Linked DNA regions of Homo sapiens: all the other regions are linked to region 1. The links are chromatin contacts, found by Hi-C or POLR2A ChIA-PET in ENCODE. All regions are on one chromosome and are shown on one strand. The core of a region is the stretch at or near the end of the contact, and the rest is flanking DNA. Distances in the headings are between cores, read along the strand shown. Region 1 holds the start of CEP95 (centrosomal protein 95). Region 2 holds the start of AMZ2 (archaelysin family metallopeptidase 2). Region 3 holds the start of KPNA2 (karyopherin subunit alpha 2).

What was found. Hi-C counts contacts between places; a loop is a spot of excess contacts on that map. ChIA-PET counts read pairs that join two places held with the same protein, here RNA polymerase II (POLR2A). Pooled maps may share reads with other maps.
Region 2: a map with no recorded cell type shows a loop between it and region 1 (17-fold over the local background). The contact joins the promoter of AMZ2 here to the promoter of CEP95 in region 1. A Hi-C loop is called at or near these places in 2 of 37 single-sample maps with no recorded cell type and 11 of 50 pooled maps.
Region 3: a map of naive thymus-derived CD4-positive, alpha-beta T cell shows a loop between it and region 1 (15-fold over the local background). The contact joins the promoter of KPNA2 here to the promoter of CEP95 in region 1. A Hi-C loop is called at or near these places in 1 of 168 maps with a recorded cell type or tissue (naive thymus-derived CD4-positive, alpha-beta T cell), 1 of 37 single-sample maps with no recorded cell type and 7 of 50 pooled maps. POLR2A ChIA-PET finds 5 or more read pairs at or near these places in 2 of 52 experiments (Caco-2 and activated CD4-positive, alpha-beta T cell).

The regions. Positions count from the first base shown.
Region 1 is chr17:64,505,369-64,510,206 of GRCh38, reverse strand. It overlaps CEP95 (centrosomal protein 95), which reads right to left and starts at 3,230. Exons shown (of 20, transcript NM_138363.3): 1 at 3,091-3,230; 2 at 1,487-1,615; 3 at 1-34. The coding sequence starts at 3,109. It overlaps DDX5 (DEAD-box helicase 5), which reads left to right and starts at 3,918. Exons shown (of 13, transcript NM_004396.5): 1 at 3,918-4,131. The coding sequence starts at 4,088. RefSeq lists enhancers at 2,618-2,727, 2,440-3,056, 3,038-3,127, 3,328-3,567, 4,268-4,397 and 1 more and a silencer at 4,758-4,827.
Region 2 is chr17:68,246,095-68,250,932 of GRCh38, reverse strand. AMZ2 (archaelysin family metallopeptidase 2) reads right to left here and starts at 2,890. Exons shown (of 7, transcript NM_016627.5): 1 at 2,228-2,890; 2 at 463-745; 3 at 1-139. The coding sequence starts at 745. RefSeq lists silencers at 1,405-1,454, 2,764-3,063 and enhancers at 3,278-3,823, 3,824-4,370.
Region 3 is chr17:68,033,236-68,038,073 of GRCh38, reverse strand. KPNA2 (karyopherin subunit alpha 2) reads right to left here and starts at 2,339. Exons shown (of 11, transcript NM_002266.4): 1 at 2,234-2,339; 2 at 867-964; 3 at 579-716. The coding sequence starts at 941. RefSeq lists enhancers at 1,807-2,026, 2,046-2,593 and a silencer at 2,557-2,606.

The sequences.
Region 1 (4,838 bases), core at 1,981-4,480:
TCATCTTCTTGACTCCTAGGAATAACTATGAGGTCTGGGGGGGGAAAAAATCACATAATTTTGTATCCATGAGAGGCCAAGTTTTCATCTCATTGTCTCTGACTAGGCTACTGAATATGCTCAACTGCTATAAAGGCTCTGCCCAAACAGAACATGCTGTAAAGTACAGATAAAGTTAATAAACCCTGAACTCTACACAGCAGAATCTTTACTGGTTGAGTATTTATTGATTGAACCGATTTATCAATATTAGACTGGTTGAATACGGTTGAATATTTATTACACCATATATATATATATAGATATATAGATATACATGAATATGCTTTACAAGAAGCACCATGTTAAGGAAGATAAAGTGGTCCCTAAATTCAAAGACAGCTAATAGTCTAATAAGGGAGCCAAGACATGATACTTTAACCCATAACTATGGGCTACTTTCTACGAAGAAAAAAAAAACACAGCAGGCATTCAAGGAGCGTTCTTATATATACACATATGTATGTTTATTTATTATTTATTGAGACAGGGTCTCGCTCTATCGCCCAGGCTGGAATGCAGTGGCGTGATCTTGGCTCACTACAACCTCCACTTTCCCGGCTCAAGCAATTCTCTTGCCTCAGCCTCCCAAGTAGCTGGGTTTATAGGCGTGCACCACTATGCCTGGCTAATTTTTGTATTTTTAGCAGAGATGGCATTTTGCCATATTGGCCAGGCTGGTATTGAACTCCTGGCCTCAGGTGATCCACCTGCCTCAAGTGATGAGCCTCCCAAGGTAATGGGATTAGAGGTGTGAGCCACCGCGCCTGGCCCTTATATGTCCTTTTGAATAGCCAACTAGAATTATTGGTATAAAGATTTAAAAGGTCAGCACAGGCTGGACGTGGTGGCTCATGCCTGTAATCCTATCACTTTGGGAGGTAGACGGGAGGATCACTTAAGCTGAGTTGGTACCACCCTGGTCTTGAACATAGTGAGATGGTGAGCAAGATGAAAGGACATATGCGCTTATTAACTGTCTTGGTAAATGAGGTTCATCATCTACAAGCATCAATTCTTATCCCTAGCACTGGTTAAGTAACAGAATCCAATAAATTCCCAAGCTCCACTCAATTTTACAACCTTTGAAGGTACATTTACAGAAAAGATGCAACTTTCACAAGGCAGTAGCCATGATTAGGTTAAGCCGTGATTATCAGGAGCCCTCAAACTGATCTGCTCAAGGCCGTTATTATGAGTGGGTTCCACAGGGTATTCCTTAAGGAATACAATATTATAATTATACAATATGTGATATTAAATACAATTTAATATACAATATTTATTTTAATATTGTATATTAATATAGAATTTAATATGCAATATTAAAAAAAGAAACAAGCAAAGAGAAAATGAAATTTTATAAATATCAAAGAATCTAACTAAAGGACTAAAAACTTTTGGCCTAAGATATAGGCAAAATTACTCCTGCTTTTAGTATTCTTACCTGGTACCTTTTCTCCCAAAATAGACTGATAAAGAGCAATAAAAACATTAGCATCACAGTCTTGAAGTTCATGTATTCTCAGATGTATATGACACTTAAAAAGAAGGTTATTGGCAATGGTTACCCACTCTGTTGGGAAAAAGGGGGAAAGATCAGTCTTAAAAACCACCAGAAAAAAATCACACAGACATTTAAAAAATCCAACAACCTCCCCCCCAACAAAAACAGACACTGAACTTTGCAGAAGATAAGGAATTTGATTGTTAGAGAATTTCAAAGACCCTTTAGGCATGGTTTTTAAAAAGATGTATTTAATTTCTTGGGATGATTTCCAGAGTGCTGTAATTTCTACATAGTCAAAACTATACTGCAAATTCAATTGATACTGTTGCAGCCTAAAATCTTAAGTTACTTATATAAGCCTTACATGGGTGTTTTTAGTTAAAACATATTTACAAGTAAACAGGAATATTATGTCATAAACAACAGTTTAATGATAATCCGAGGTTACCAGAAACTCATTAATGGAGGCTGCTTCGCACTTGCAATAGTATTGGTCTTGTGTTTACCCAATTATCTTGTGCAAGTCAGGGTTTCTCTGGTGCCGGAAAAAGTGGTGATTAAACTTAGGCTGTTAAGAACTGGTATAATAACAACATCAACGGTAATGCATTTGTTAGTTTTTCTTTTTTATTATATCGATCTATATGAAAGAAAATATGGGAAGTACATGAAGCTCAGAATTATCAATACTGTTGACGTTTCCTGCGTACCACATTCTCCTCTCCCCTAGATATTGCTGGGATTTGCAAAGTTTAACGGTTTCTGTACCAAAAGTAACTTAGCTTAAAATACTTGTTCCTTGAAATGCCTGGGAATTGGTAGGAAAGCACTTTCAATCGGTATTAGAAACAAACATCTCCACTATGTTCTGGACACGTAACGTTCTGGAAACGAATGAGAGTGTATTTTCCATGCACATAATCCCCCTCCCCACGCCCATTTCTCACAGCTGGCCAAACCATGACAACTGGTTTGTACGCAGTCCTTGTGAAAAGGATGAAAGCGTCCTAGACAACCAAATTAATTCGCTCTTCAAAAGCGGTGCTAGACAAAGCCCATGACTCTAGAGGGCACTGAAGAGAAAAAAGCACAACTATTCTACAGGGGCATATTCTACTATTCTGCAGGGGCATAATAAATCTTAAGAATGCTGTTCCTTTAAAGACCAATACAAAAGCAGGTACGACCTCAGGGCCCATAGTGCAAGGGCGGAGGGCACACGGACAGCGGCTAGACGCCCCACAGAAAGACAAGTCCGGGGACGACCCTTCTGACCGCTCTTTTTACAGCCAGGACCCAAGTGTCCTACCGGCCTCGCCCCAGTGCCTCTCTCTCTCCCACAGCATACTGCTGTTCCACGGCCTCGAAGCGAAGAGGTGGTGAAGCTGAGAGACCCTATCCAGGGAACCCGCCAGCGCGACGCGGCGTCTGAAGGTCACGAGCCCCGCCGACAGCCCAGACCCAGTCCGGGCTAGCCCGAGGCCTCCCTGGAGGTGGACGGTTTCAGTCCACACATACTGGGACCCCAGGGAGACACTCACCAGCATCCGAGCCTGCCATGTTTCAGAGGCAGGTCGCCGCCGGACTCCGACGCGGCCGGGAAGGCGACGGTGTCCTGGAAGGACCGATCCACGCAGACCCGACACTGGGGCGCGGACGCACGAACCAAAGCGCGGGGAAGGAGGCGTGAAAGAAGGACGGACGTTAAAAGAGCTTCTCGCCGCTGATTGGTCATCAGAGGAGCACTTCCTTTCACAGGACGTGAAACGGGGGCGGTTTGGGAAGTTTAGAGACCATTCTCCGCCGACCAAAACCCGTCAAAGGATTATCAGACACGCGGGTCGGACGGTCCACATCAGCCGGCAGCCCGGGCGGGTCCCGGGGTGCGAGCAGCGCACTTCCGGTGAGCTATTTCGTTTTGTATCCCTCCGCCGACGTCAACGGGAAAGTAGTGCGGACCGCTCTCTCGGTGGTCCGGGGTGGTACAGCCACGTGACAACGCCAGGCCCCGCCTTCCCCCTCTTTTGGTTACAGACGTGAGGGCTCTTTGGAGACGTAAACATCTCCGAGTGGCGAGGGTGGGCGGGGCTGGGCTTGGGAAAGGGCGGGGTGGCTTGCTTGAGGTGTGGAAAGACCAGAAGAAGGTGAGGTCAAGAGAGTGCAGAATGAGGCATTCCAATGGTGGGTGGGCCCTGACCTGAGAGAGTGGCGCGGGGAGGGGTGAAAGCGCGGCGATCCTGGAACGCCAGCGGGCGTTGCGGCCTATGCGCGAGGGGCGGGGCGATTAGGTCATAGAGCGGCTCCCAGCGTTCCCTGCGGCGTAGGAGGCGGTCCAGACTATAAAAGCGGCTGCCGGAAAGCGGCCGGCACCTCATTCATTTCTACCGGTCTCTAGTAGTGCAGCTTCGGCTGGTGTCATCGGTGTCCTTCCTCCGCTGCCGCCCCCGCAAGGCTTCGCCGTCATCGAGGCCATTTCCAGCGACTTGTCGCACGCTTTTCTATATACTTCGTTCCCCGCCAACCGCAACCATTGACGCCATGTCGGGTTATTCGAGTGACCGAGACCGCGGCCGGGACCGAGGGTGAGTTTGGGAGCCGAGCTGTCAGGCCTGGCGGGTGGGGGGATGGGAGGGCGGGTCAGGGTGGCGGCCGGCGGGGGCTTTGCGGCTTGGACTTGGCCTTTCCGGGCTATCTTGGGACTTCCTTTCCCGAAGGCTTGCGCCATTTTGATATTCACGTCACAGTGATTGGAAGAGATTTGACGGTGTAGTGTCTTCAAGCTTGCTTTTTGTGTGGGGATTGGGGAGCTGTCGGGGCGGCTGCCATTTGGTAGCTGTTGAGGGAGTTGAGAGGGAGCGTATTGTGCGGATGAAAGCGGGACGCTTCGAGGCAGACGAAGGAACATCTGTTAGGTGCGGCGTTTCGGGAGGTGTTTTTGGGGTGGCCGGGCATTCTGTGGGAGCGAGGGGACCACTTCCAAAGCCCTGGTGCTGTTGGGGTAGGAGGGCGGCCGGCATCAGCCATGTGGCTGAGTCGCGAGTACAAAATGCCGGCCTCGGACATGGCGGCGGCGCCTTTGTTACCCCGCCCGGCGGAGGAGCTCAAAATGGCAGCGTCGAGAAAATGTGGCGCAGAGAGAAATGCGAGACAAAGGGGGAAGCGCCGCCCCAGCGGGAACGCCGCCCGGCCGACTCCGCCCGGGCCGGGACTCCTCCCCCGGTAGTCGCCGGCTCCTCCTTTTCTTTTTTCCTGCGTTATATAATTTTGATTCGTTGATCCGGAGCTCTAC
Region 2 (4,838 bases), core at 1,641-4,140, 3.7 Mb before region 1:
ACTCTAAAGGAACATCTTGTTACAGAAACAGGAACTGGTTCTAGGAGTTTTACTCTCAAGCCATAGAAATATGCTTTACAGTAGCCCGTGAGCCATTTAATATATTCTTCACTGATAATTCTGGTGTTTCCTAGAGAGCCTACAATATGGAAGAACATTTAAAAACAGACTTTAAGATGATTATTCAGTGTTTACCCAGTCTATGAGTAAGAAGATTCAAATTAGAAACAAAACCAACTCTAAATTTTCAATAACCTTTATCATTCATTGGTGTTGCTATGAAACAAAAAGAAACAAAATGTTATCTTTTAAGTCAGTTTGGCTACAAAACTTGTACCGCCGCAATGAATATCAAAAACGATCCTAAAACGGCCCATCTGAATCAGACCCATAGCCTGGACTATTCCTGACAAGAGCGCCACTGCAAAACTGAACCAAAACCAGCACATTACCAGTATTTACCAATGGACTGTATATAAATGCTGCGTTTGTTTGGAGAGGGTGTCTTTCTGTAAGGATCACTGAAGAACTGTTCAAAGTCTTGGGGAGCCTCAGGGTGGGAGGTGATCCAATCTGATGGAGAATGCAAGGTAATGGGTCCAAAGAGATCACTGGCTGGCTGGAAGGCTTCATTCATTAAACGTTGTTCCCCAGCATTTAATTTCTCATACTGTGATACAAGCACTGGGTTCTTTGAGATGAGAGCTGTTTTTAGTGTCTGTTCGGAGTGCCGTATTATTTGCATCTAACAAAAAAAAGCAAGTAATCAAATATAAAAATACATATCTACATTGGGGACTTTACCTATCCTCTATATTTCAGCTCTGATTTCTCCCTAGAGTGAAATGACTGATTGCTAATGCTTTAGAGTGGTCACACTTAGAGTGGTTTCCTCATGTCCAATTTCTTGGAGATCTAAGAAATTAAAAAGACAATCATGAAATCCATTCCTCCATCTCATATGGAACCTGCTCCCATTACAAAAACTAGTGGTGGCCAGGTGTGGTGGCTCATGCCTGTAATTTCAGCACTTTGGGATAGGAGGATTGCTTGAGGCCAGGAGTTTGAGAACAGCTCAGGCAACATGGTGAGACCCTGTCTCTACAAAAAATTTAAAAATTCCCTGGGCATAGTTGTGCACATCTGTGGTCCTAGCTACCAGGGAGGCTGAGACAGGAGAATCACTTGAGCCCAGGAGCTTGAGGCTGCAGTGAGCCATGACTGTGCCACTGCACTCCAGCCTGGGCAAGAGTCCAAAACAAAAAAAAAAAACCTCACGGTGACCACAGGAGCAGGACCTCACACCCAACTTCCTTCTTTTGGGGAATAATATTGGCCTGGCACAGTGGCTCACGCTTATAATCCCAGCACTTTGGGAGGCCAAGGCAGAAGGATTACTTGAGCCTAGGAGTCTGAAATCAGCTTCGACATCATGGCAAAACCCCATATCTACAAAAAAATTAGCCGGATGTGGTGATGTGCACTTGTAGTCCCAGCTACTTGGCAGGCTAAGATGGGAGGATCATCTGAGCCCAGGAGGTCGAGGCTGCAGTGGGCCGTGATCGTGCCACTGCAGTCCAGCCTGGGCAATAGAGACTCTGTCTCAAAAAATAATAATATGAATTAACTCATCAGTGCCACATGAAAAATACTCATCGTTTCTAATGTGACTCAAAGATCTTCAACATCAAATAAAAACAAAACTAATGTAAGCCCTATCATTTCTGCAATTTAACTGCAGGCTGAGAAACTACAGCTTAGCCACTGAAGTTTATGGCCTCAAAGTCATGTCACATTAGGGAAGACATCAGATGACTAATCAAAAGCCAGCCTCACAATGACAGGTTTCTTCCATTCACATCGTGTTCCTATATAGAGCTTTCATCCTTCCTCTTGAATGGGTCCGATGTTCCACCACGAGGCTTTTTGAATTAAGGAAAAAGTTGAACATCTCTGTCTGGATCATCTTTGTCATATTTTCTAATTATTTAGATTTTGCCAGTTTAATGATAGACGATTGATGGGAAAACTTAAGCTAATGTCTGTTCTGATTGAACCTATAAATTCTGGGGTTGAAGAGGCTGACTAAAATTCCAGACCAAATGTCTCTGTACTCAAAGCTCTGATATAAGCATAGGCTCATCCTCACTCCTACACAACTGGGCTGAAATCTGACTTCTACAGGACAAAATATAAAACAAGATGTACCTTCCTGTAGTCTACCTACCTTGATTAGGAAGGAAGGCTCCCATGGAAGCTTTTAACTTACAAGGACGGACATGTCTGGGCCTGGCTGGAAGAAAGTTGTGGAGTGTGACTTCATCTTAATATTAAAAAGGCAGTGTGAAAGGTCAGGAGGCCTCCTCTTGCCTCCCAAGCCTAATCTAGGGAAGCTGCGGGAGAAGATGGGCAGGGGGCGCAGAATTCGGTCACTGCAGTGGGCTGGAGGCCTAGGATGCTTTGGTCCCAAAACCAGAACATCACGGGCAAACGGGAAGGAGCTGGCCACCCTGGCTGGTTGCCTATAGCAACTCGCACTGTGGGCTCTGGTCCATGCAGACACAACCCAGTCTCCAGCTGGGAGTGGAGTGGGGGTTCCCCAGGGACTCTCGCTTCGCCTCTTCTTCCCCAGGAGCCTCGGGAAAGGCCTCCCTGGCTCCCTAGAGGCACCGACCCCGCGGACCCCGCGGCTTCCGCCACGTCCGCCCCTCCTACATCCTCATCCCGCTCCACCGACCGCGACCGGCCCCCGCCTCTACGACCCGGCTACCCTGCCTAGGGGCCCCGGCCCAGCTCTGACAGCACCCGCGAACCGCCCTGACCCGACAGGCCTCGATACCACCCACCCGCGGCAGCCCTCACGCGCATGCGCACCGCGTCCCTTCGCACTGCGCCACGCCACGCCCACTGGCGCCACGCCCCTTACGCCACGCGCCGCGCCGCTGCGTCGCGCACGCCCTGTGGGCCCCGCCCAACTCACGACCCACCCATGCCACGCCCCTGAGCGTGCGGCCGCCTGGGCAGGCGCAGAGCTGGAGTTCAGCGGCCGCGACCCGCCTCTTCCAGAATAGAGGGTAGCGAGGGGACTACAAGCCCCAGCTGTCCACCCCCGCAGTCGCCGATTCCTCGCTTGCGCTCGCGGCGGCTCCGCGGCCCGGTTCTCGAGAGCCACAGATGCGCCCGCGTCGCTGGGGTCTCCCGTGTGGGAACGTCCTCGGCAGGCCGCGGGTTTGAGAGGCATCGCCGGCGTGACGAATGCAACCAGCGTGGCCCCAAATGAGTCGGCGGCCGCCGCAGGTTGACGTAGAGCCGCAGCGCTCCCCGGGGCCGTCACCCTCAGCACTTTCCCTTCTTTATTTGTTGGGGGCCGCGGGGGCTGGAACCCAGAAGCGCAAGTGTGGGGCGCGTCCTCGTGGCGTCCCTGGCGCTCCGAGGCCGAAACCCGGATGCTGAGGGGAGGCCGTGAGCTCGGAAAGGCACCGCGGGGCCGGCATTAGGGCTGAGCTAGCTCTGTACCCTCTGGTGGGACTTTCGGTCTCTCTGGGCCTCGCCATTCTCTTTCTTTTTCTTGCTTTTTTTTTTTTTTTTTTTTTTTTGGAGACGGAGTCTTGCTCTGTTGCCCAGGCTGGAGTGCAGTGGGACAGTCTGGGCTCAGTGCAACCTTTGCCTCCTGGGTTCAAGCGATTTTCCCGCCTCAGCCTCCCCAGTAGCTGGAACTACAGGTGCCCGCTATCACGTCCGGCTAATTTTTGTTATTTTTAGTAGAGATGGGGTTTCACCATGTTGGCCAGGCTGGTCTCGAACTCCTGACCTCAAGTGATCCGCCCGCCTTGGCCTCCCAAAGTGCTGGGATTACAGGCGTGGGCCACCGCGCCCGGCTTTTTTTTTTTTAATACGGGTTTTCACCCTGTTACCCAGGCTGGTCTCGAACTCCTGCGCTCAGGTGATCCACCCCCCCGCACCCCGGTCTCCCACAGTGCTGGAATTACAGGCGTGAGCCACGGCGCCCGGCCTGTTATTTTGAAGTCAAGCTATTTTACCATCCTCTGGATTTTCGTCATCCTAATTCTCCTTCCCAGTCTCAAGGAAAGACAGGCACATTTTCTTGATGACTTCAGCATTTGTAACCCCTTGTTGGCTCTCCTTAGAGGACATTAACTCTGAACCTTTCAACTTCGAGGATCTCTTTAGCCCTTCCTTATTTGTTCACTCTCCTGGATCATGAATTCTCCAAATTTGTCCTTTGAACCCAGTGCCCATATCCACCCTCACCTGAACCCATTCTTGAATAAAATGCATTCCTACCATGACTGTTCTCAAAGTTTGAAGTTGAGAATACCGATGCGCCACTCCTGCTTCAATGCTTGAGAAGTCGTGGGCTTTCTTCCATGTGCCTTTTGACTGGGCGCCTATCTCCCGACAGCCTGAGGTGGTGTAGCATAGGGGCGAAGGTGGTCTGTGCTTGAATCCCAAAACCCTCACTAGCGTGGGACCTGTGTCAACTACTTGACCTCTTTTGTAAAACGGAGACAATTACAGCACATCTTTTTTTATTATTATTACTTGACACGAAGTCTCGCTCTGTCATCCAGACTGGAGTGCAGTGGTGCGATCTCGGCTCACTGCAACTTATGCTTCCTGGGTTCAAGCGATTCTCGTGCCTCAGTCTACAGAGTAGCTGGGACTACAGGCACACACCACCACGCCCGGCTAATTTTTTTTTTTTTTTTTTTTTTTGTATTTTTAGTAGAGACAGGGTTTCGTCATGTTAGCCAATTTTTGTATTTTTAGTAGAGACGGGGTTTCACCATGTTGGCCAGGCTGGTCTTGAACTCCTG
Region 3 (4,838 bases), core at 1,090-3,589, 3.5 Mb before region 1:
ACCCGGGAGATGGAGCTTGCAGTGAGCGGAGATCGCACCACTGCACGCTAGCCTGGGCGACAGAGCAAAACTCTGTCTCAAAGAAACAAAAACAAAAAAATACAAAAACTAGCCAAGCGTGGTGATGCGCACCCATAATCCCAGCTACTCAGGAGGCTGTGGCAGGAGAATTGCTTGAACCCATGAGGCAGAGGTTGCAGTGAGCCGATTGTGCTGCTGCACTCCAGCCTGAGCAACAGAGCAAGACTCCATCTCGGGGGAAAAAAAAAAAAAAGAAGAAATAAACCAGAAACTGGCTGGCTCTGGACACACTGGTCAGGCCAAGGTACCCAGCTAGTAGCTAGAAATGCAGGGAAGTCTGAAGGAAGGTCAGAGCTAAAGGAAGATCCTAAATCAGCTTCAGTGGATTACAGAAGGCAGGAAAGAAGACAATTACTAATTGCAAACAGAGAAAAAGATGTTCACAGATAGTTAAAACCGTTAAGACTAGAAATGTTAAGTTTACTTGAATTTCTAAGAAAAGTCCCTACTGATTTTCTGGATTTCACGTAACTCATAAACTAAAATACATTTTTTACCTGGTTGTTGCGGTTTTCCTGCAGCGGAGAAGTAGCATCATCAGGAAATGAGCTTACATTTCTCCTCTTCAGCATCTGGTCATCCTTCTTAGCTTTCCTCAGCTCCACATTGACCTCTATTCTGCGACGCCTCATTTCCTTGAGAAAAGATAACATGCCGTTTCACCTATCACACCAGTTTTTGTTGCTAAGTGAGGGCATTTTTTTTTTAAATACCTCAGTTTTCACCCCTTTCCAAATGTCTTCCCATTTAAATACCACCACAGGAAAGCAACAGAAGGTACTCACTGTACTGTCTTTTCCCTTGTTCTTGAATCTGTGAAGACGGGCAGCTGGTGTATTAGCATTCTCGTTGGTGGACATGGTTATGAGACAAAGGGAGAAAGCTAAAAGATGGGGGAAGAGAAAAATATTTCCTTTATCATTTTCCTTTGTCAATAATAGTACCAAATAAGAACTGAATTATCAAGCATCTACTGAATCCACACCTGTATACTAGAGGGGGGATCATCATGTTTTCGGCACTATGAAATAGCTTTACCCAAAGGGGAAGTGTCCCCCTTCCCTCTAAAGGGCTGAGACTTCCTGGAGAGGGCTCTCCATCAGAAATAGAATGCAAGCTATATAAATTGAAACTTCCTAGTAGCCATATTTTTAAAAAGGAGAAAAGAAACAAGTGAAACTAATTTTAATAATGTATTTTACTTAACCCAACATATCCAAATAGTATTTCAACGTGTTATCAATATATAAAATAACTGACATCTTCTACATTCTTTTTCCATACTCCATCTTTGAAATCTTTTGTGTACTTTAAGCTTACAGCGTATTTCAATTTGGACTAGCCACATGTATCCACCGTTTCTGACAGCCTAGTTCGATACTCCAGAGTCCCTAATAGTTAATTCAAGACAAAGTAGGGGAACCAAGTCAACTTACAGCTAAAAATTATGTGCCAGGGCAATAAATTCAGATCCTCAGGAGGCTCTCCCTATTTTACTGTCTTTACTTGGCCAAAATAGGTGCAGACTCGAAAATTAAATAAAAATTTGCTTCATCATTACATTATGGTCAACATTAAAAATGCAGTGCCGCATCTCGCATATTTGATTTGCATTTCCAGAGACTAGGAGTGAATGCGCTTAATTAGGATGACATCAGCTGTGCGTCATTCAGAAGATGACAAAAGTCAAAGCCCTCCTTACAATTTGCTATCTTTGCTTTCATTACGCTCGCCTACGACTTGGTGGCAGAGCCACCCCCGGGGCCTAGGTGTCAGAGACGGTGCTCCCAACTGCCACCCCCAGCCCCTGCCCCCACGCCGGGGAAGATGCAACGAGAAAGGAGGAGGCGAAACCAGGGCCGCCACAAGTCCTCCCGGGACATTCGCCCTCAAGCCTGGCTCGCTCCGATTCTCCCGGCCGCGACGCGTTAAGGCCTCCGCTGCCGTTTGCAGAGCGTCGGCGCCCTAAACCCGCAGACCCCGCGAAACTCAGCCGCCTGGTCAATGAACGTCGCCCCCGAGGCCTAGTCAACGCGGGAGGCAGAGCCAGGCTCGGCGTGGACCCGGGGCCTCCCTCCCCCAACCCAAAAGGCGAACGCCGCCCACGGGCAAGCCGTTAGCGCTCGGGCCGGGCCGCCGCCTGAGTCTGTACCTGCGAAGCGGGCCTGGGCTTCCACGGGAGGCGATGCGGGGGGAATCAGCGGCTGTAGGGCGACTGCGTTCAAAGGGTCCACCTCGACTCAGCTCAAAGACCGTGTGGCTCGTGCAGCCGGCCGGCGCGATTTAAATTTCCCGGTGACTCCGCATTCCGATTGGCTGGTTCGAGCCTAAGCTGTGTGCCCATTGGTGGATTTGAAAAACACGTTGGGAGGGGAGGGAGTCATAGGGCTTGGGGGCGAGTGGGAGGGGGGAAAGAAAAAAAAAAAAAGAGGATGGCATCGCGAGATGAGGGAGCGGCCGGGCGGTGAGGGAGCGGCCGGGCGGTGAGGGAGCGGCCGGGCGGTGAGGGAGCGGCCGGGCGGTGAGGGAGCGGCCGGGCGGTCCCTGAGCGCCTGGCGGGGCGGAGCGGGAGGACTCCAGATCCCGTCAAGCAGCGCGAAGGGGCGGTTCCCTGGGCCGTTCGTGTTTCCATAGGGTTGAAGCGTGCATGGTCCTTGGGCGTTTTCCTGGGCGACAGCCTTAAACAAATACCACAAAATGATTCTCTAAGTCATTATTTTAAAAACTTTGTTGTTGATCTTCATGAAAATAAAAAAATTCTAATTAGTAAATAAGTAATCTTTATAGAAAAACATATTGCTTTGCATTTTTTTCCTATTATGACACCCAAAGTACTCGGCGGGGGTTTCTGGCTACTATGGGAGGGAAGATTTGTGTTATATTTTTTAGTTTAGTTTTTTTTTAATTGCATCATAAAAGACTGTATAGAAGCCGCAAATATGGAAACAAAAGGTTTCTTATGCCTGTTTCTCCAAAAACTCAAGTTTTTTATTTTTAAATAATTTCAAATGCAGCAGAATTGCAAATCTTTATCCAGATTTGCCAAATCTTAACATTTTGCCACATTTGCTATTGCTTTCTCTATACATATATATGTATACATATGCACGCGTGTACATATGTGTGATTTTAATATGTTACTTTAAGAGAAAGTTTCAGAATCATGTCCTTTTTCCTCTGTTTCACGGTGTCTCTCCTAAGAAAAGACATTCTCTTATATAACCACACTGCAGTCATCAAATTCAGAAAAACTGAAATTTCATGCTGTTGTTTAGTATGTAGTGTGTGTTCAAGTTTTTTCAATTGTTATAGTAACATTCTATGCTCATTACACATTTCTGAATTTTGCATTTTTTGCCATATGCTCAAACGAACAAACAAAACAAAGATGGTCAACAGAGCATCAGGATTCTGGGCCATTTTTGTTTCTGCAATTTTTTTGTGTTCTAAAAGATTACATTTTAGAAAAGTTTTCATGGTTTATTTCTTACTATAAATAAATTCAAACAGCAAGTTTGTCCATTTTTGCAGGCATTAATGCCAGCCTCATTCATCGTAAAGCCAGAGTTCATAAAGGGTTGGACCTACTCTTAATCAGCATAATCCCATCCCCCTAAATGCAAGAATGTGGAAGGAATTCACCCCTAAACCAATCACTGTGTGGCATTCTCTCAGCTACTGAGAATGGTTCAGGGGCAGGCACATGACCTAAATTCATCCAGTTGGACAGCCTCTGCCTTTTGTTTACTGGTTGGAGGTAGGAAAGCAGCCTCTGTTCTTCTGAACTAAGGGATGTGAGTCCTAGAAATCTGAATAAGAAAACTGTAGGGAAACCTTGAGAGGTCTGACCTGCTCTATCTCTGAAGGTTTGCAGGTAGGAGATCCGATACACATTTCTTTTGTATTGTCAAGTTGAGTTTCTTCTCTTTTTTTTTTTCTTTTTTTTCTTTTCTTTGAGACAGGGTCTAGCTCTGTCGCCCAGGCTGGAGTGGAGTGGCACGATCTCAGCTCACTGCGACCTCTGCCTCCTGGGCTGAAGCCATCCTCCCACCTCAGCCTCCCAAATAGCTGGGACTATAGGTACACACCACCACGTCCAGCTAATTTTTGCATTTTTTGTAAAGACAGGGTTTCACTATTTTGCCCAAGCTGGTCTCGAAGTCCTGAGCTCAAGCAATCCACCCACCTCAGCCTCCCAAAGTGCTGGAATTATAGGCCTGACCACCATACCAAGCCAAGTTGAGTTTCTTTTGCTTGAAAATACTGACTACTATGTGCCCAGAAGTGTTCTGAGTGTTTACCATATATTAATACACTTGATCTTCACAACTGTGAGGTAGTACTGTTATTTGCTCTATTTCACAAAAGAGAGCACTGAATCACAAGTGTTTATGTAACTTGTTCCAGGGTCACACAGCCAGTAAATGGCAAAGACAGGATTCAGCCATAAGCAGTCTGGTTCCAGGATCTGTGTTCTGAACCACTATTCTGTACTTGCACCTAAAAACAACCTGAAACAGAAGTATAATGCCCAAAATTGCCTTTGAAAGATACGATATCGTCGGGCACAGTGGCTCACACCTGTAATCCTAGCACTTTGGGAGGCTGAGGTGGGCAGACCACCTGAGGTCAGGAGTTCAAGACCAGCCTGGCCAACAAAGGGAAACCCTGTCTCTACTAAAACATACAAAAAATTAGCTGGGCGTGGTGGCAAGCACCTGTAACCCCAGCTACTTGGGAGGCTGAGGCAGGAGAAT